Linked DNA regions of Homo sapiens: regions 2, 3 and 4 are each linked to region 1. Evidence: read pairs that join two places in POLR2A ChIA-PET (ENCODE). Cell type or tissue: Caco-2. All regions are shown on one strand.

Region 1 (5,000 bases):
ACTTCAGACAGCTTAACATAAAAGTCTACTGATAAGGGGTTTTGAAACAACCGCCCAATTTGTTTTGTGTACCACATGAGATGCAACTAAGAACAGAGGTCTGTAGCCTTCTGTTGGTATTTAGCTTAAAATTGGCTTTGTGCATTGGACCCCAGGGCCAAGTTAAGTAATGTTTTCTTAGGAAGGAGTTGAAGTTGCTGTTGGCTGCCTCACCGCTCATTTAGAGACATCTTGGTGGTGCTTTTTAGCACAACTTTCGGCGCTGACTGTGCAGCCATCTTCGAATCCCGAGAATCTACAAAGAACAATACGTAAAATGAGCAAATCACAATAGTGACATCATTTCTATAAGTGGCAAGGCCCAAGCCAAAAATAAATAAAAAGGCCTTATCACTGATGACTAAAGAGCACACGAGGGCACATTTCAAGTGCTTAAATTTCTTTTTTTTTTTTTTTTGAGACAGGGTCTCGCTCTGTCACTCAGGCTGGAATGCAGTGGCCACTGCAGCCGTAATCTCCTGGCCTCAAAGGATTTTCCCACCTTGGCCTCCCAGTGTTGGGATCACTGGGACCCAACGCCCAGCAAAAGTTCTTAAGTTTCTATGGCAATTACCTCAGATTATTATAACTTCAAGGTGGCTGGGTATGGTGGTTCACCGCCTGTAACCCTAACACTTTGGGAGGGCAAGGGCACAGGATGGTTTGAAGCCAGGAGTTAGAGACCAGCCTGGGTAACAAAGCGAGACCCAGTCTCTACTAAGAAAAAAAAAAAAAAAAATTAGCGGTGCATGGTGGCCAGCACCTGTTGTCCTAGCTACTCAGGGGAGCTGAGGTGGGAGAATCGCTAGAGCCCAGGGGTTGGAGGCTGCAAAGAGCCGTGATCATGCCACTGCACTCTGGCCTGAGACCCCATCTCTTTAAAACAAACAAATAACCCCAAACAAACAAACAAACTTCAAGGCCCACAAAATACCCGGGAATTTCTCAAAAACGGCAGAAGCCAATCTAGCAATCAAAGTATGGAGTCTGGCTTTTTTTTTTTTTTGAGACAGAGTCTGGCTCTGTCGCCCAGGCTGGAGTGCAGAGGCGTGATCTCAGTTCACTGCAACCTCTGCCTCCCCGTTCAAGCCATTCTCCTGCCTCAGCCTCCTGAGTAGCTGGGACTACAGGCACGTGCCACCATGCCCGGCTAATTTTTTTTTATTTTTAGTAGAGACGGGGTTTCTCCACGTTGGCCAGGGTGGTCTTGAACTCCTGACCTCACCTGATCCACCCACCTGGGCCTCCCAAAGTGCTGGGATTACAGGCGTGAGCCACCGCACCGGGCCGAGTTTGGCTTTTACTCTAGAGCAGTCATTTTCAACCTTGACTACATATGACTTATCCAAGGAGCTTTTAAAACATAGGGCCGGACAGGGCGGGCGCGGTGCTTCACGCCTGTAATCTCAGCACTTTGGGAGGCCAAGGCGGGAGGAATGCTTGAGCCCTGGAGCTCGAGACCAGCCTGGGCAACATGGTAAGACCCCGTTTCTATAAAAATATAAATTAATTAAAAAAATAGAAAATACAGACATCTGGGCCTAGATCAATTAAACCACAATCTCTGGTAATGAGGTTTGGAAATGAACCAATTGTGGGGTCGGGGGAAAGCTACCTAGGTGCTTCTAATGTGCAGCTAAAGTTGAGAACCACTGATCTACAGTGAAAATACAGGCAGGGCCGGGCGCGGTGGCTCACGCCTGTTTTCCCAGCACTTTGGGAGGCCGAGGCGGGCGGATCACCTGAGGTTGGGAGTTCGAGACCAGCTTGACCATCATGGAGAAATGTCTCTACTAAAAATACAAAATTAGCCGGGCGTGGTGGCGCATGGCTGTAATCCCAGCTACTCCGGAGGCTGAGGCAGGAGAATCGCTTGAACCCGGGAGGCGGAAGTTGTAGTGAGCTGAGATCGTGCCATTGCACTCCAGCCTGGGCAACAAGAGCGAAACTCCGTCCCCCCCCAAAAAAAAATATATATATATATGTATGTATATATATACATATATATATGCATGCCTAGTTTCAAAAGTGGCTTTCAACTCCAGAATCAAGTAGGGACTTTAACAAGAAACTGACGATCTGGGGGAGTAGGAAAGGTTTTCTAAATTCACCTGGGAATTAGCTCGCAAAGAGCCCTCCACAAAACTTAACCCTAAAGCCGCCATTAATTTCCAACATTCCTCAAAGTCTTGTACTTCTTAATCTCCCTACCATCCTCAAAGCCCTGTCAAGACTTCCACTTCTGCTCTACCCGCCAAGTTTCCTTTTTATCCTATCAAACCCCAACCTCCATCAATCCCGCCACCAGGTTCCAGTTCAGCCCCTCCCCCGCCCCTTCGCAGGGGCTCCGCCTCCTCCCCGGGGCCTCCACGCTCCAACACCGTAGCTATGTCCACATGCCACCACCCCCTTTCCGCGTCCGCCGGCCCCTTCCGCTCCTCAAGACCGCACCTCCCCCGGCTCCTTCTCACTACCGAAACTCACCGAAGGAAACAGACGCCAGTGCTCCTCCCGGGGCTGCCACCACGGCTCCGGCAGGCGGGCCGGGGACCGGCCGAACCTGAGTTGACGGTGGAGGGGCTCGGGTTAGCTAGATGGGCGGTTGGTTAGATGCGTAAGCGGTAGTATGCGAGCTCAGTTCGTTGTTGCTGGTTGGCTGTCTAGTCGGCCGATCCGTCTGCTCACCCGGCCTGCCCTTTCCTGCCTTTCGTCTGCAGCGGCCGCCAGCTCCTGCTCGGTGTCCAAAACAAAATGGCCGCCACGTCCAGTGCTTGTCTGACCGGCTAAAATGGCGTCTACGCAATTACGTCAGGCGTCAGATCCGCGCACGACTAGAGGGCGGGAAAGATTTGAGCTACGCCTGCGCAGAGGTCAGAGGCGGAGCCTTAGGGCGAAGGCGGGGCTTTCCATGCAGTGCCCCGCCCCTAGGGGCGTGGCCAATGGTCCTGTTGTTGGGGCGTGCCGGGGACTTCACGTTCCAGTAGTGGTTGCGCTGCAACCTCTTGGGGGTAGTTATTAATGTGGGCCTTAGAGGGGATTTGGGTCCCGAATTCCCTCGCCCCTCCGTTCCCTAGCCAAGGTACACCGTCTAAAAATCTTTACGCGGACTTGCCTCGTCTTCTTCCGGACAATTGGGCCTGGGGAATTTGCACTGGTTTTCCCCTCATGGCCACTCGCCCAGTCTGAGAGTTGTGAAGTGCCGTAAATGCTCCAGCCAAGGCCCAGGAGGCCAGTATTAGGAGCAAATTCCTCTCCCATCCTGCACCGGCCAACACCACCGCCCGTCCATGTTTTCCTCCTCACTTCCTCCCCTCCCCAACTTGGCCTAGATACTGTTTACTCCTTCTTGGGGTGGGGCACCTTTGCGTCCTCGATTGCGTTTCCATGTCCTCCCCCCACACCTGCCATCCGTGTTTATTTTGTTGCAGACCTACATAGGGATTTCTCTTTTCTCTCTCTGATTTGTTGTTGTTATTTTGAGACGGGGTCTGGCTCTGTTGTCCAGGCTGGAGTCAGTGGCGCAATGAATCACGGATCACTGCAGCCTTGACCTACTGGGCTCAGGTGATCCTCTCACCTCAGCCTCCCGACTCCTAGGATTATGGGCATAAGCTATGTTTCCTGCTCAATAAGGGATTTTTCTCTCTTTCTTTTTTTTTTCTTTTTGCAGATGGAGTCTCGCTGTGTCACCCAGACTGGAGTGCAGTGGTACCATCTCGGCTCACTGCAACCTCCGCCTCCCAGGTTCAAGCGATTCTCCTGCCTCAGCCTCCTGAGTAGCTGGAATTACAGGCGCGTACCACCATGCCCCGCTAATTTTTGTATTTTTAGTAGAGATGGGGTTTCACCAGGCTGGTCTCCAACTCCTGACCTCAAGTGATCTGCCCGCCTCTGTCTCCCAAAGTGCTGGGACTACAGTCGTGAGCCACTGTGCCCGGCCTCAATAAGGGATTTTTCTAATGACTATGTGCACAATACAGTGTACATATGTTTGAGGAATGAGAGAATGACACATCTGCAACCCTTCCTCTGCTCCACTGGCACGTCAAGACCCTTTCATTTTCCTTCCTGGCACTTGGGCGTGTGCGTGTGTGTATGTGTTTGTGTGTGTCTGTGTGTAAGTAATGGCCCAGCATCCTTACCCATGTGAGGGTAAGGATCGTGGTTATTTTGCTTAATGCTGGAGCCTCAGTTCCTACAGTGTTTACACATAGTACCACTTAAGTAAATGTTCGTTGATTGAAAGAAGATTCTTTCGGCCTAGCGCGGTGGCTCATGCCTGTAATCTCAGCACTTTGGGAGGCCGAGGCGGGGGGATCACGAGGTCAGGAGATCGAGACCATCCTGGCCAACATGGTGAAACCCCGTCTGTACTAAAAATACAAAAAATTAGCCGGGCGTGGTGGCAGGCGCCTGTAGTCCCAGCTGCTCGGGAGGCTGAGGCAGGTGAATCGCTTGAACCTGGGAGGCGGAGGTTGCAGTGAGCCGAGATCGTGCCACTGCCCTCCAGCCTGGGTGACAGAGCCAGACTGTGTCTCCAAAAAAAAAAAAAAAAAAAAAAGATTATTTCTTCCTCTGGTTTTATAGTTGAGAAGCTGATGTCTCCTCGACTTCCAACTGGAACCTTGAACCCCCACATTTCTGGACCTTGAGCATTCCTCAAGTAGGAAGATGTAATGCACCTTGACCTCTTTCTAAATAAGACACTTCCCCAAATAAGGGGAGTTGAGAGTGAACAGTCTTCACGTCTCCACCCACTTCCAGATCCCAGAGGAGACAGACATCGGATGGCTGGTGAGAGAGAAGCCTTTAATGAAAGATGAGTTGCAGGCTTGGACCGCTACTCTTGCGCCCTTGGTGGGGGTGGGGGTGGGGTGGGCAAGGGTGGGGTTATGGAGAGGGATAAGTGGGGTGAGGTGGAAGCAGGGGGAAGAGGCAGGTCTGGGAGGGTGGAGAGGAAG
Region 2 (5,000 bases), 99 kb after region 1:
GTCCGGGGTTATTCTCACCTAGTCCTTAGAATGGGGAGAGAGTCACTCAGAGACTTGGATAATGCTCAATGCCACATAATCAGCAAGGTGTTCTTTTTTTTTTTTTGAGAAGGAGTTTCATTCTTGTTGCCCAGGCTGGAGTGCAATGGCATGATCTTACTTACTGCAACCTCCGCTTCTCAAGTTCAAGCGATTCTCCTGCCTCAGCCTTCCAAATAGCTGGGATTACAGGGATGTACCACCATGCCTGGCTAATTTTGTATTTTCAGTAGAGACAGGGTTTCACCATGTTGGTCAGGCTGGTCTCGAACTCCTGATGTCAGGTGATCCACCCGCCTCGGCCTCCCAAAGTGCTAGGATTACAGGTGTGAGCCACCACACCTGACCCAGCAAGCTGTTTTTATCAGGTGTTGGTATAAAACCTAGATGATTGTTTCTTTGGCTGGGGGACAGTATTGCAGGGAAGGCAGGCTAGGCTAGCATTCCTGCTGTCATTTATTTCCATTCAGGAGTCAGGTCCCTGACCCCCTACCTCATGCCAGGCCCTTCCCTAGGTGTGGGCAGTGGGCAGACTCTGGGGGTCGAGATGCTGACAGTGTCATTGACTCAGCTGGGGCTCACCCTGAAGTTTCGGGGTGGGGATGACACCATGCAGTGGTGCGAGGGCAGGGCTGGGAGCGGGGTCTGAGCTGTCTCTCCACCTGGGTCCACAAAAGATGAAGGAGAGCAGCATCGATGACTTGATGAAGAGCCTGGACAAGAACAGCGACCAGGAGATCGACTTCAAGGAGTACTCGGTGTTCCTGACCATGCTGTGCATGGCCTACAACGACTTCTTTCTAGAGGACAACAAGTGACCAGGGCTGCCCTCCACCCTCACCCTCCACCCTTTGCTGCTGACCTCGGCTGCTCCTCTCACAGACCCTCTTTGGCCCCCTGCCCTCCTCTCCCTCCCAGATGGACCCTTCCATGGGAGGAAATAAAGTTTCCATCGCAGGTGCTGGGAGTCTGGTTTTGAAGCTGTCTTGTCTACCTTGGCCTGGGGAGAGGGGAGCACAGGAAGGGTCTCTCCTTGAGTGGGTTGAGACAGCTTCTGCCTCTGGGGGTTAGGGTCCTGGGCTCCCACTGCATTCCTCTCCTTCTTTGGTGTGGACGTCATTGGTTTTGTCATGGCTTAGTTTTGCCTGCCTGGAAAATGGGGAAGTTAGGCCAGGCGGGAACTCTGCAAGGATGCAGAGGAAGTTAAGAGGGAAAGTTGCTTTGAGAGGAGGACACTGGGAGGGGTTGGGAGTGGCTCCTGAGGGCGGTGATAGGCAGGCAGGCCTGACTTGTCCACAGCTCACCGGAGGCCACCTTGGCAGCACCTGTAGGAAGGGCATGTCTGGCCTCCACACCAGCCCCCTCCCTCTTCACCATTTCCCCTTCAATAGCACCACTCTCATCATCTATGGGGGACAGTGCTTTCTTCTCTCCCTGCCTCCTCCATCAAAATCTTTTCTCAGGGGAGGGTCTGAAAAGGCCTTCACTCCCCCGTAAATAACGAATGGTGCTTACAGGGCTGGGCTCCCACGTGCATGCACATTAACACCAAAGGTGCTGTAGTGAATGGAATTTGGGGCACTGAGGGGAAGGAGTGGAGGTGTTGGTAGGAACTTGTTGCTGGTGGGGGATGGGCGCCGTAGATATCCTTTACACCACTGGCTACTCCCCCTATCTCCTCTGGGGTGACCCTGAGTATCCTCTGTGGGACACCGGCATCCTGTGAGGCGCCCTCCTTGCCCACATTGACGCTGCGCTGGCTCGAGGGTCACATTCACGGTCTGGCAGAGGAAGCAGGGGTGACCGCCGCAGTCCTCCTCCTGCTCCCCTTGCCGAGTCACGTGTCACGAAGAGCAAACTGAGCAAACTGAGCTGCGCAGATGAGGGGAGACTCGTCACCAGGCGTGCAGTGGGCACTGCTGGGCTCCCCCATCCCGTCCTAACCCGGAACAGCCCCGGGCAGGAGGCGTGGAAAGTCGAGGGGGTAAACCGCGAATGTGCGTTGTGTAAGCCACGGCGCAGGGTGGGGCGCGGGCGGGACTTGGGCGGGCGGGGTGGGCTTGGCCGAGCTGGCCTCCGGGGCACCGACCGCTATAAGGCCAGTCGGACTGCGACACAGCCCATCCCCTCGACCGCTCGCGTCGCATTTGGCCGCCTCCCTACCGGTGAGTTCTCTCCAGGAGCCCTGGGTACTTTCCAGGGCCAGCTGCCCTCACGCTGGGGGTCCAGCCATCCCCTGCCCAGTTCAGCCGCTGGATCCAGACTGGGGCCATCTGTGGCGCTCCCCCGCTGGAGGGATAGTCAGGAGCAGCAGTGCTGTGCCAGGCAGGCCTTGGGCTAAGGGATCGCAATGGGGTGTGCTCTTTTGGGGTGCGGAAGGGAGTGCCCTGGGTGTGTCATTGCCACCATGTGTGGCCCTGTGAAGCTGTGTTTAAGCTGCCTTTGCAGCCTCCATTCCCCTCCCCTGCCCAGCCATACTCCTCAACTTCTGGATCCCCTGAAGGACAGTTCTCAGCTGTGCCCAAAGCTACTGTTCCTATATGCTTCTTAGAATCCTTAAGCCACCTCTCTTGCCTTGGCCCTAGTGTGCTCTCTCCTTCCCCTTCAAGCCCTGGGCTGTCTCCTGATGCCATTGTGTGTGGCCTGAGACTGGGTGGTTCCAAAGGAGGCGGGGCTAGTGCAGGCAGCATTATTGGGGTGTGTGGGTGAGAAGTCCTTGCTCCCATGGCACTGACTAGGCCCTCTGCTGCCAGCTCCAAGCCCAGCCCTCAGCCATGGCATGCCCCCTGGATCAGGCCATTGGCCTCCTCGTGGCCATCTTCCACAAGTACTCCGGCAGGGAGGGTGACAAGCACACCCTGAGCAAGAAGGAGCTGAAGGAGCTGATCCAGAAGGAGCTCACCATTGGCTCGGTGAGTGGCCTCCTCCCCAGGACCCCTTTTCCCACCCTTGTCCTTTGGAAGCAGGATTAGGGGAGAGAGAGGTGCCAGGTGCATCTGACTCACATTTACCCACATTCTGAGGCCCTGGTCCACATGTAGACCCTGAGCTGTAGACCCACTCTCCCAGCGGGTAGGGGATGCTTCCAGCCGGATATCCATCTCTCCAAATGAGGACCAGTAACTGAGAAGTAGCTGAGGAGAAGCAATGCCAAAGTGACATGGGTCCTTGGTGATGAGGGAGCACAGAGCCACTTGCAGAGAGGATTGCCTGGGAGGGGGAAGGGGAAGAATCCAGGGTTGTCATCACCACTGAGTATGGATTTCACATTCTAACACATTAGAAGCTGCAGGATGCTGAAATTGCAAGGCTGATGGAAGACTTGGACCGGAACAAGGACCAGGAGGTGAACTTCCAGGAGTATGTCACCTTCCTGGGGGCCTTGGCTTTGATCTACAATGAAGCCCTCAAGGGCTGAAAATAAATAGGGAAGATGGAGACACCCTCTGGGGGTCCTCTCTGAGTCAAATCCAGTGGTGGGTAATTGTACAATAAATTTTTTTTGGTCAAATTTACCCTTGCGTCCTGGCTTCCGAATGATTTCTGTTCCTCCTTGGCTTAGTGGGACACCAGCCATTGGAAGATTTGCTCACGGTCAACCTCTGAAAATGACTCATTGACTCGCCAGGCCAGAGGACCCACCCTGACAAGGCTGCCTCTAGCACATAAGGTGCCTTTATGTGAATGAGGAGAGATGCCCCTCTTGGCAACGCCATCCTAAGGAAAGGCTCAAGTGGTTTCCAGTAGAGAGAGTCCTGGGATGAGCTTGGAGATGGAAATGGTCCCTGGGCCGGGATGTGATGGGGTTTGGGGGCCTGGAAGTGAGGCAGAGATAGTCCCAGAGGCTCCCAGATGTGTTTTGCTCTGGGTGTGGCAAGAGGGGCCCTGGGGTGGGGCAAGTCCCCTTTCTCATCACAGCGCAGGGGTTAGATAGGGCACATCTGAGATGCCTGAGGCTTGGCTCAGGGAGTTTCCTACACCAGTGAGGACGCTGTGTGACTGAGTCTACTGCGGCTGCCCAGGTCCCAGGTGGAGTGGGGGAGGCACACTCTTGGAGTGTGTCCCTGCATTCAGGGTGAGGGCTTTTTGTTGGAACGGTGGTCTGAGGAGCTGGCAGCTGCACCAACACGTGAACCACGGGGTGTTCAGTAATGGGGCGGGGTATCCCTGCAGCCTCAGCGTAATGACTCACCCGGCACTTCCACGGGATCCCAGCCTGGATCTCAGCCCCCATCAGAGAAGATGACTAATTGAATCATTGTCCATCATCTGGATTAGTGTTTTCAGGCAGAAGGGAAGAGGATAAGGAGGGTAAACGCTGTTTCCGGGTGATGCCACATCATTCAGCCTCTCTAGGCCTAGTCCGAGCTGGGCAAGTTTACCTCTAGCTTCTGGGGAAGAGATCTTGACTTTAGATGGAGACCACATCCTTCTTTCCCTCTCACCTCCCCACTTCCCTTGGGGGTCCAACTTTGTGGAATTAAGTTGTCTTCTGTCCCCACTGGGTGGGGATTGGTAAACAGCTGGGAGATGCACCTTCTTGGAGGCCCTCCTTCTCTATTGCCTCCCCTGCCCTGCAGGGAGAAGTCGCGCTGTTGGTTGCAAGAGACCGGGGGCCGAATTCCCTCTCTGCACAGCCGTGCCCAAGCCTTGGCTCTATTCAGCTCCCTCTGGAAAAGTACGCGCTCCCTAACCCCTCCCGCGCCCCTCTAGGTTCCCGCCCTACACCCCTTTCCTCCCCCTTTCTTCCAGTCCCTCTCCGCCTGCCTTCCAGTGGCTGACAACTTGGGGTTCGGAGCGAGCGCCCTCCTGTGGACAGAGAGCAGGGCGCTGCGGGGACAGTCGGGTTGGTTTTCTTGAGCCTCTGGCAGGGGCCCGCCGTGGGGCTGTGGCCTGGCAGTCAGGGGAGTCCTTAGGAAGAGGAAGACAGAATAGGGCGCCCCGGGAATGTCAGGGTAGGG
Region 3 (5,000 bases), 89 kb after region 1:
GTAGTTTGGGGTGGGGTGGGTCCACTTGGGAGAGGAAGGAGGGAGGTGGCGTGTGAGGCTGTTCTGCCCTCCTCATCCTACTCCCTTACCTCTCCCAACCCTTCCCTTGCACAGACTGAGTTTCGGGAATGTGACTACAACAAATTCATGAGTGTTCTGGACACCAACAAGGACTGCGAGGTGGACTTTGTGGAGTATGTGCGCTCACTTGCCTGCCTCTGTCTCTACTGCCACGAGTACTTCAAGGACTGCCCCTCAGAGCCCCCCTGCTCCCAGTAGCCTCTGCTCCAGGGGGTGCGCTGGCTGTCGGGGGCTGGGCATGTCTCCCACACCCCCTCCTACCCTCTCTCCTGTACCCCTTTCAATCTGGACTTGCCCAGGTCTTCTGCGATCAGTTAACCCATTTTACCTAGGAGGCCCAGAGATGTGAGGGCTCCTTCCTCAGGATGCCCAGCGAATGAGGGGTAGAGCCACTCTGGGGCCCAGCCTGCCTGCCGCACCCCTGTGGCCTCCCTTGTGGATGGGAGGAGGCGGGATCTGCTCTGAGGCCCTCGAGGCTCAGCAGAGCGTGCACCAATGAGACCACGATGGGAAAGGGCCTATTTAACTCCTAATAAAAAACTGGCATCAGCTTGGTTTTGTTTGGTTCTTCTCTGAGGACGCGTCTCCTGAGCTCTTTGCTCCTCTCTGGCCTTTTCCACTGCGGGAAGGCAGCTGAGGGCAGGGGCAGGGTGCTCCCTGAGGGAAGTTGCAGACCCTGCAGAAATGCAGTGGCCTCCAGGGTCCAGCAGGAGGGCGTGGGGACAAAACAAGGACCCCTGTCCTCCCTTCCTCTCTCTCTTTCTTTGGGATCTTTGAGAGAGGACTGCCTGAGTTTCCCCTGGGACTCAGTGCTCATGGTTGGAGGAGGGTGGGGCCGTGGGTGCAGTGGGGGTGTTTGTTCCCTGCCTCGGGCTGTGGGAGCCCAGAGAGCAGCACTAATGGGATTAGGGTGTCTGAGGTGTTTCTCCCAGCCAGGAAGGGGTGCTCTGTATGGAGGGGTAAGGGAATAACTTGAGCTAGCCCCTATCCCTGAAGCCGCAGCCCCCTGAGGGCCTTAACCCCCTACTTCTAACCCTCACTGGGTTTGTAGCCCACCCTGAGAGGTTGACCCGAATTATAACTCCCCTATTTCATGCCATTTCACCTCTAACTCTCCACCCCAACCTGGATTCTTCATTCCTGACACTCATCCCAACTTTAAATGGCCCCTCCTGATACCCTCTCCGAACCTGAGATCTATCCGTGAGCCCCCACGCCTCACTGCCACTCCACTCCATCACTACCTCACCCAGGACCTTTCCCACTGACGTTCCTGAGGTGGTCCCAGAGCCTCCTTTGGGTGTGAGCCTGTTCCCCTCCAGATCCCCCCGCCCCGACCCTGAGCCTTACTTGGCATGGCAGACAGTACCGGGCATGGGGATCCCCACCCCAGTTTTTGTTTCTGAATCTTTATTTTTTTAAGAGACAAGGTCCTCTGTGTTGCTCAGGCTGGAGAGCAGTGGCTTGAGCATAGCCAACTGCAGTCTCGAACTCCTGGGCTCAAATGATCCTCCTGTCTCAGCTTCCTGACTAGCTGGGACTACAGGCTACAGCCATGCTGCCCAGCTAATTAAAAAAAAAAATTGTTTTTCCTTTTTATAGAGACAGAAGTCTCTCTATGTTGCCTAGGCTGGTCTTGAACTCCTGGCCTCAGGCGATCCTCCCATCTCCCCCCTAGCTTTTGTGTCACCACATTTCCAGGGCAATCTCCCACCTGTCACCCACCACCCCCTGCATCTCCTTTCCTAGGTCCCCATGGGACTACTCCCTGTCCCCCATGCTCCAGGCACAGGCTGCCCCTTCCTCCACCTCTCTAAAACTCAGGCTGAGCTATGTACACTGGGTGGTGCCCATCTCATCCAGTCCCCTGCTAGTAACCGCTAGGGCTTACCCGTTACCCACGGGTGCCCACCTGGGAACAGGAGGCTTGGTTCCACGGCTGGGCTGGTGGAGGGTGCTGTGGCACTTACCGCATCAGCCCACAGCAGGAAGGCAGTATCCGCTCTCCCCTGTCCCCTGCTATGGGCAGGGCCTGGCTGGGGTATAAATAGGTCAGACCTCTGGGCCGTCCCCATTCTTCCCCTCTCTACAACCCTCTCTCCTCAGCGCTTCTTCTTTCTTGGTTTGGTGAGTTGTGTTGGCCTGACTGGCATGCAAGGGGTGTCAGAGGCCAGGGCTGGGGAAGGAGAAGGGGAGGCTGGTGGGGGCCAGATGTGCTAAAGAGATCCAGATGTGAGATTCTGATGTGGAACTCTGGGTGGATTGTGTGCGTGGGTGTGCATGGCACACACACACATGCACGTAAGACGGAGGAAAAAACAAACAGAAAAGTGAGCAAGTGACTGAATTTGAGCTCTCCAGGTGCTTCTGAGATGTGGGCTTGCACACGCTGTTGCTATAGTACGTGTTGGTATGTATGTGCCTGTGGGTATCTGCACTGGCTCATGTTTGCTGGGTTGCGCACTCGGGAGCAGGAAGCAAAGGAAAGGCAGAAGGCAACTGTGGGCCTTTGTCTGGTGGTGTGCCCCATGAGCCTCTGCCCTGCACGCAGCAGCCCAGCTCGAGAAGGTGCATGGCCTCTGCAGCTTCTCTTCCAACCCTTGCCTCTGCCACCTCACTTTGCCCCTCCCCATGCTGAGAGCTAAGCGGCTGTGCTGGTTTTTTCCACTGCAGGCCCCTGGGCAGGCCTCCAGCAGCCACACCCAGTTCTGGGAGGGAAAAGAATGGCAAGGGCGGGGCCTTTGTGGCTGAGCTGTGGGAGTGGATAGACTGAGTGAGGGGTGGAAAAAATGCTGTTGTTGAGGCAAGGCCTGGGAGGCCCTGGGAGTTTGCTGCCCGAATCTCCAGAGCTTGCGCAGCGGATCTTGCAAATGTTCACTGCCCAGAGCATGTGTTCCCCACTGTGCACACCCTCCCAGCCAGGTGCGGGGGCCCACTGCTCTGGGCTCCCCCAGGGAGGGAGCAGAGTCTCGCCAAGTGCTCCTGGAGGGATGGGAGTGGAGCCTGGCATTCTGAACACATCTCTGAGGGGTGGGATTAATAAGACGGTCTCTGTGCCTCCTGCTCCCAGATCCTGACTGCTGTCATGGCGTGCCCTCTGGAGAAGGCCCTGGATGTGATGGTGTCCACCTTCCACAAGTACTCGGGCAAAGAGGGTGACAAGTTCAAGCTCAACAAGTCAGAACTAAAGGAGCTGCTGACCCGGGAGCTGCCCAGCTTCTTGGGGGTGAGTGGGTAGTGCCTGAGTGAGTCCCCACGTGGGGCATTTCCCACAGAGGAGGGCAGCAGTCTTGCTCTAGAGCATTAGCTACAGAGGGCATCTATCAGTGGGGTGGCTGCCTGGGGTGGAAACACATTGAACACCACCACTCACTGCCTGGCCCCATGCTGAAAGAGGGCTGAGAATGAATGGGTCAGACACTGCCAGGTGCTTTGCACAACTTAACTGAAGGGAAGACTAAGCTCAGAGTGCTAAGTAACTTCCCAAGGTGGTCAGTGTACACAACTGCCATCCGGACCGGGACTGTCTGACTCTTGCCATCACTCCAACAGTGGACACTGTTTGAGTTTCTATTTGGCTTGTAGATGTGAAGACACAGATGTGGAGATGATCACAGGCCTGCAGACGTTCCCTTCAAACAATAACAATGTATATTTGTATCAAACATAACACAGTTTATATATTGTTTTCATGACTATTACTACCTCATGGGATTATTAGAACAACCTTGGGTGAAAATGTAGTGGTCCCGTCATTTTTCCATTGCACCAGGTACTCAGACTTCCTTATCCAAGGAGCACCTTCTCCACCCTAGCTTAGCCTTGAGGGTTGGAGTTCCAAACTGGACCTCCCAAAGGAGCCTCCCTGAACTCTGGTCTGGGAGTAGAAACTGGGTCTGGTCCTGGCTCCACCCACTGGGCTTCTGTTTTCTATCTGTAGCCTCTTCTCCCTCCAGAAAAGGACAGATGAAGCTGCTTTCCAGAAGCTGATGAGCAACTTGGACAGCAACAGGGACAACGAGGTGGACTTCCAAGAGTACTGTGTCTTCCTGTCCTGCATCGCCATGATGTGTAACGAATTCTTTGAAGGCTTCCCAGATAAGCAGCCCAGGAAGAAATGAAAACTCCTCTGATGTGGTTGGGGGGTCTGCCAGCTGGGGCCCTCCCTGTCGCCAGTGGGCACTTTTTTTTTTCCACCCTGGCTCCTTCAGACACGTGCTTGATGCTGAGCAAGTTCAATAAAGATTCTTGGAAGTTTTGAGGCTGATGGTTTGAGAGACTCTGGGGGCGTGGGTTGGGGACTGAGGGATATGTTGTGGGGTGGTGGTGGGGAGAGCTGGGAGTTGAGCTGAAGTTTTATGGACAGCAGACCAGTGAAGTTAGGGGAGGGATGCAGGGTGACTAACAGTGTGTGTGCACAGGCAATAGAGTTCACTCGGTGTGGTCAAAGCCGAGAAGGGGACCCCTCACCACCCCCCTGCCAAGGTTTGGAAGGTCCCAGCTGTGGGATCTCAGCCAGCCCACTTACCCCTCCCACCTCTCTCCAACCTTGCCTCTGGCAGGATCTTGAACCGAGGCTGGAATTGAAGGTCATATCTGTTCCTGGTTGGGGTCTGGAATGGAGTTTGGGTGTCCTGGGAGTAAGTCGGAGGGAAAAGAATAAGGCTGAGTTGCAGGGAGGAAGTATTTAGGCGAGAGTGGGATGGGGAGGAGGGCTGGCACTCAGTGCTGACGTTGACAGTCCAGGCCCTGTCCTGCCACCCACTTCCAGATCATTGGCTTCAAACCACAGGGATGGATTAATCCTTTCCTGTGCGTGGTAGGATCAGGGAGGGCAATGTGGAGGGAGACCCGCTGTTTGCAGCAGCATGAGAATATAGGCATTCTCGAATCCACCGTCTCTGCCATAAAGGTCCCTG
Region 4 (5,000 bases), 120 kb after region 1:
CTAGTCTTCTAGGCACTGGTTTAACCTAGGGACTTACAGGTGGTGAGCATTTAATCTCTCTTCTGGAGATAAGAGAAGTTTTACCATCCTTTTGGATCATGCAGTTAACTACACAAATGGCTATAAATCCTAATTCTCAAGGTATGTGAAGAATTTTGGGAGGTCAGGTAGAGCTTTTACTGGAGCATTGAAAAGTTCACTGAAATGGACTGTTTTATTTCCCTACACTCAAATAACCAACGTTAATAGATTATAACACATTCTTTCATAGCTTTCTTTATGATCATGTCACTATACATAAATGTAGTTTCACATATAAGAGTTTTGTTTTTTTTGTTTTTTGTTTTTTGTTTTTTTTGAGACAAGGTCTCTCTCTGTTGCCCAGGCTGGAGTGCAGTGGCGCGATCTCAGCTCGCTGCAGCCTCCGCCTCCCGGATTCAGATGATTTCTCCTGCCTCAGCCCCCCGAGTAGCTGGGATTACAGGCACCCACCACCACACCCGGCTAGTTTTAGTGTTTTTTGTAGAGAAGGGGTTTTGCCATGTCGGCCAGGCTGGTCTTGAACTCCTGATCTCAGGTGATCTGCCCACCTCGGCCTTCCCAAAGTGCTGGGATTACAGGTGTGAGCCACAGCACCCGGCCTAAGAGGTATTTTTATATAATGTAGTTGCATTATAAAAATGGGATCATGATGTATACTTTCTGCATTTTATTTCTTCTTTGTTTATCGTGAACATTTCTTCAAGTCAACTGATAGAGATAGATCTAAATCATTCTTTTTAATGGCTATATATTATTATTCCAAAGTATGGAAGCACCACAATTGATCTGATCATTTCCTATTTCCCTAGTCATGGGCCTTTCCTGCTCTAATTTTTTTTCACTACAACTAATAATACTATTGCTGAGTAAACATCTTTATAACACATCCTTAAGGACTGATGCTTTCATTTCATTTCTTTTCTTTTTTTTTTTTTTTTAAATGGAGTCTCGTTCTGTAGCCGAGGCTGGAGTGCAGTGGCACGATCTCGGTTCGCTGCAAACTCCACCTCCCTGGTCCCAGTTCAAGCAATTCTCCTGCCTCAGCCTCCCGAGTAGCTGGGATTACAGGCATGCGCCACCATGCCCAGCTAATTTTTGTCTTTTTAGTAGAGATGGGGTTTCACCATGTTGGCCAGGCTGGTCTTGAACTCCTGACCTCGTGATCCACCCGCCGCAGCCTCCCAAAGTGCTGGGATTACAGGCGTGAGCCACTGCGCCTGGCCTGGTGCTTTTATTTCTATGGCACAGATTCCCAGGAGTGAAACTGCTGGGTTGCAGGGCATATGTATATTTAATTTAAATAGCTATTGCTACATTGTTTTCCAAAACAGCAATAGCAATTCACACTTCACATTAGTAGTAAATGAGAGCAGCCTTTCCTGGCATCCCTAACAGCCTCAGGCACTATCACTTTAGTTTTGTCCCCACTAATAATAGGATACTAATAGGAACTTCAAGAGCTCTAGTGGATCTTCAGAGGCAACTTAAGGGCTTCCTCTTGAGGGGGTAGTGGCTCACGTGGGTGAGACTCCTGGTCCCTTACCCCATTTCAGCCAGAGCCCTGTATTTTTCATATATCAGGCTTCCTCATAAGGTTTTATTTTAAAGAAAGGTTCTAGGAATAAACAGATGTTTGAAAGCCTCATCTCTAAGCCGTGAAGTAGGTGAAGGTTGAACAGAATGGTGATGTGATGAAAACCTGGACTTCAAGGAGACCTGGAGCCTGGAGAAGGGGTCCTGGAGTGGAGGCAGAGCCCCCCGCCAGGAGGCTGGTGCCCTGGGTCGGTGAGAGAATGAGGATGTGACCTGGGGTGGAGTAGGGTAGCAGGAAGAGGGCAGACGTGTGCCCAAGGATGAACATGCAGGGTTTGTTGGCTATAGGGTAACAGGGTGGGAGGAGGTAGGATGGAGCCTAGAGAGGGGGTCTAGGATACCTAGGTATGGCTCCTGGGTGGCCAGGATGCCAGTGATGATGACACACCTGGAGACAGCTCCAGCTGTCCTGACACCTAGGGACCTAGTCCAGGTGGTGAGCAGGGACAGACCCAGTGGAGCCTGAAGAGGAAGCTGGGAGAAGGGAGCTGTTTTGCCCCACCCCATTATAGGCAGTGCCTAGGGCGAGGGAGTCAGGGAGGGGCTCACTACCGGAGCTTGTCTTGCTTCATACCAGGAAGGGTGTGACAAGAGAGCAGGGAGCAGAGAAGGAGAAACCTGGCGAGCCACTTGCCATTGCTCAGTGGGCTGTCCAAGGAGATCCTTTCTCTGTCCTCTGAGCACCCAGCTTCCCTGCCTGTGTCCTCCCCAAGTCCAGGGGACAGCAGCCCAGCCCTCTGTCCAGAAGAATGAGGGAGGCTGGGGAGGGCCCCAAGGGACCCCTTTCCAGTCCTCCTCCACAGGAAGGAAGAGCCACAGCATCAGAAAGCCCCTCTCCTGCCTCCAGGCTCAGTTTAGGGTTTTCAGCTAGGAAGAATCCTACACAGATGCACCTTTCAATGAATGCCTCTTACCCCGCCTCCTGTCATGGTCTGTGTGCCTGCTCCTCTGGGAGCTCTGCACCTCGCATAGGAAGCCCCAGCCTTTAGTTCCCTGGCACTGAAGAGTGCAGATGCAGCTTTCCTGAGCCAGGCTGCGTGGCTCTGAAGGCTTCAGGTGGCGGTGCAGTCCTACACCCAGGAGAAGGGAGGGATGGGCCCTCCAATTCTGATCATTCTCTGCAGCATGCAAAGCCTGAGACTGAGTTCCTCATGGGTTACCTAGGGCCTTATGACTTCCACAGGCCCCAGCACTTTTGGCTCTGTGGGCGCTTTCCTTCATAGAAAAATATTAAAAATAACATTTCATGACTGCATTGGTATAAAGACAAATACAAGCCAAGATGAATTCACTATGATAGATTCATTATGATTATGTTCAAATTTCTCTGCTTGTAAAAGAAACAAAAATTAATCATTTTGTTGGGCCCTCAGGGCTACGCCTCCAGTGCCCAATGGGTGCCCACCCTGCCTGGAGGCCGGCACACCTCACAGGGCAGGTGGGTGCAGAGGGAAGGAGGTGGAGGTGGTTCTTTTTTTTTAGATGGAGTCTCGCTTTGTCACCAGGCTGGGGTGCAGTGGTGCAATCTCGGCTCACTGCAACTTCCGCCTCCCTGCAACTTCCGCCTCCCGGGTTCAAGCGATTCTCCTGCCTCAGCCTCCTGAGTAGCTGGGAATACAGGTGCACGCTACCACGCCCGGCTAATTTTTGTATTTTTAGTAGAGACGGGGTTTCACCTTGTTAGCCAGGATGGTCTCCATCTCTTGACCTCGTGATCTGCCCGCCTCGGCCTCCCAAAGTGCTGGGATTACAGGCGTGAGCCACCGCGCCCGGCCATGTTGTCATACTTCTACAACAGCACCTGATCATAACCACCTGTTTACCTGTCTGTCTTCACGTGAACCTGTCTGACTGCATGGGAACCTCCCCTGACACAGTGATCCACACAGGCTCAGTAGTAGGGGTGCAGTAGAGCATACTGGTTAGAGCTCAGATTTTGGAATAAGGTGGAATCAGGTTCAAATCCTCCCTGTGCCATTGCTAGAGACATGACCATGGGCAAGCTACTTAACCACTCTGATCCTTAATTTTGTCATCTTTAAGTGAAGATACACTGGCTGGGCTTGGTGACTCACACCTGTAAATCTCAGCACTTTGGGAGGCTGAGTTGGGAGGATTGCTTGAGCCCAGGAGTTCAAGATCAGCCTAGGGAACATAGTAAGATCCCGCCTCTACAAAAAATAAAAAATATTAGCTGGGTGTGGTGGCACGCAACTGTGGTCCCAGCTACTCCAGAGGCTGAGGTGGGAAGATTGCTTGGCCCACAAGTTAGGGACTGCAGTGAGTCGTGATTGCACCACTGCACTCCAGCCGGGGTGACAGAGAGACCCTGTCTCAAAACAAAAACAAAAACAAACAAACAAAACCCCCAAAACCAAAAAACCAACAAAACAACAAAGATTCCATCTAGACTGTGGACTTTGCAAGGGCAGGGCCCCGTCAGTCTTGTCACTGTGGTATCCTAAAACCTGACCTCAACAATGGAAAAAAAAGAAAAAAAATTTGCCACAGGGACTGTGGGTAGGGAGGGGTGGAACAAGAGAATGTAAAATTCAGTTTGTCACCCTGTGTGGTTATTATTTTGAAGAAAACAATAAGAAAAACAATAGAGTCGAGCCGGCTGAGCCCAGCATAGTGGAGAAATGAATCCATTGCTCCTTGGACCATCTGTTCATCTTGAACACCTGGGGACGAGGGAACAGTCAGGGGGAGAGGCTGCCTGGGACACTTCTAGGAGGATCTGGGCAGAGGGAGAAGTGATGGAGCTGGATGGGGTTTGGGAGGGCGGGCATGGAGTGAAAGGCGCCCGGTGAAGCCTGCCGCCTGGGGAGGATGTGAGTGTTCCTGGACAAGGGGCTGGTGGTTGGGGTGCAAGCAGATTTGCCCTCTATGGTGGGCAGTCAGCTTGGCCTTTCTTGAGAGAAGGGAAGTCTATTGCGTGGGGCAATAAACTTAGAAAATTTGAAAAGACGCCATGACAGATACAAAAATAAAAACACAAAAAATTCAAAATTCTACCATCCTAACAGTGATTTCCAGTTGGGTTTTCATGTTATCTTCCCTGTGTCTGGCTTTTGCATTGTTATACTCATGGAGAGTGTACCGTTTGTCATTCTACTGCTTTTGTTTGACCCAATGGCATGAATCTGCCCCTTCCACCATATGCATCAGAGGCAGGTCCTCTCCACCACCCCACTAGGTGTCCGGGGTGCCCTTTGGTTGTATAGTTATCCTAGGGATGCAATGGAAAACTTCTCCTAGTGTGCACGTGTTGTCTGTATTAGGGTGTTGACTGCCACTGGATGGCACTGCTCACTGGGCTGGCAGCTGGTGGGTGCTTGGAGCAGAGAAGGAAGTTTCTATTC

What was found. ChIA-PET counts read pairs that join two places held together with the same protein. Peaks named below come from ENCODE experiments on the same cell type or tissue, not always from the same donor. Only the 100,000 strongest peaks of a DNase experiment are listed, where the experiment ranks them.
Region 2: POLR2A ChIA-PET joins it to region 1 with 10 read pairs; 28 of 35 experiments call an interaction of 5 or more read pairs at or near these places.
Region 3: POLR2A ChIA-PET joins it to region 1 with 11 read pairs; 29 of 35 experiments call an interaction of 5 or more read pairs at or near these places.
Region 4: POLR2A ChIA-PET joins it to region 1 with 13 read pairs; 16 of 35 experiments call an interaction of 5 or more read pairs at or near these places.

Annotation. Positions count from the first base shown.
Region 1 is chr1:153,631,867-153,636,866 of GRCh38, reverse strand. S100A1 (S100 calcium binding protein A1) reads right to left here. Exons shown (of 3, transcript NM_006271.2): 3 at 4,828-5,000. CHTOP (chromatin target of PRMT1) reads right to left here and starts at 2,801. Exons shown (of 6, transcript NM_015607.4): 1 at 2,524-2,801; 2 at 214-295. The coding sequence starts at 278. It also overlaps a transcript of S100A13 not described here. RefSeq lists a silencer at 2,298-2,377 and an enhancer at 2,718-2,827. In Caco-2, no CTCF peak of the experiment used is centred here; DNase peaks (open chromatin) are centred at 2,446 and 2,846; H3K4me3 peaks cover 1,585 bases.
Region 2 is chr1:153,533,153-153,538,152 of GRCh38, reverse strand. S100A6 (S100 calcium binding protein A6) reads left to right here and starts at 2,162. Exons shown (of 3, transcript NM_014624.4): 1 at 2,162-2,204; 2 at 2,793-2,951; 3 at 3,323-3,554. The coding sequence starts at 2,814. The coding sequence ends at 3,457. S100A5 (S100 calcium binding protein A5) reads left to right here. Exons shown (of 3, transcript NM_001394232.1): 3 at 717-1,006. The coding sequence ends at 857. It overlaps LOC124904423 (a long non-coding RNA gene), which reads right to left and starts at 4,711. Exons shown (of 2, transcript XR_007066630.1): 1 at 4,232-4,711; 2 at 478-3,249. RefSeq lists enhancers at 1,537-2,172, 4,126-4,420. In Caco-2, a CTCF peak has its summit at 4,848 (motif pointing left); DNase peaks (open chromatin) are centred at 1,972 and 4,842; H3K4me3 peaks cover 2,626 bases.
Region 3 is chr1:153,542,961-153,547,960 of GRCh38, reverse strand. S100A4 (S100 calcium binding protein A4) reads left to right here and starts at 2,155. Exons shown (of 3, transcript NM_002961.3): 1 at 2,155-2,208; 2 at 3,152-3,307; 3 at 4,038-4,340. The coding sequence starts at 3,167. The coding sequence ends at 4,202. S100A3 (S100 calcium binding protein A3) reads left to right here. Exons shown (of 3, transcript NM_002960.2): 3 at 115-632. The coding sequence ends at 279. It overlaps LOC101928034 (a long non-coding RNA gene), which reads right to left and starts at 2,219. Exons shown (of 3, transcript NR_125947.1): 1 at 2,052-2,219. It also overlaps a transcript of S100A5 not described here. RefSeq lists enhancers at 1,885-2,074, 2,225-2,274, 2,085-2,665, 2,666-3,246. In Caco-2, no CTCF peak of the experiment used is centred here; a DNase peak (open chromatin) is centred at 2,770.
Region 4 is chr1:153,513,222-153,518,221 of GRCh38, reverse strand. No RefSeq gene overlaps it. Among named protein-coding and RNA genes, the nearest start is that of S100A6, 20 kb to the left of the region's middle. In Caco-2, no CTCF peak of the experiment used is centred here; a DNase peak (open chromatin) is centred at 2,161.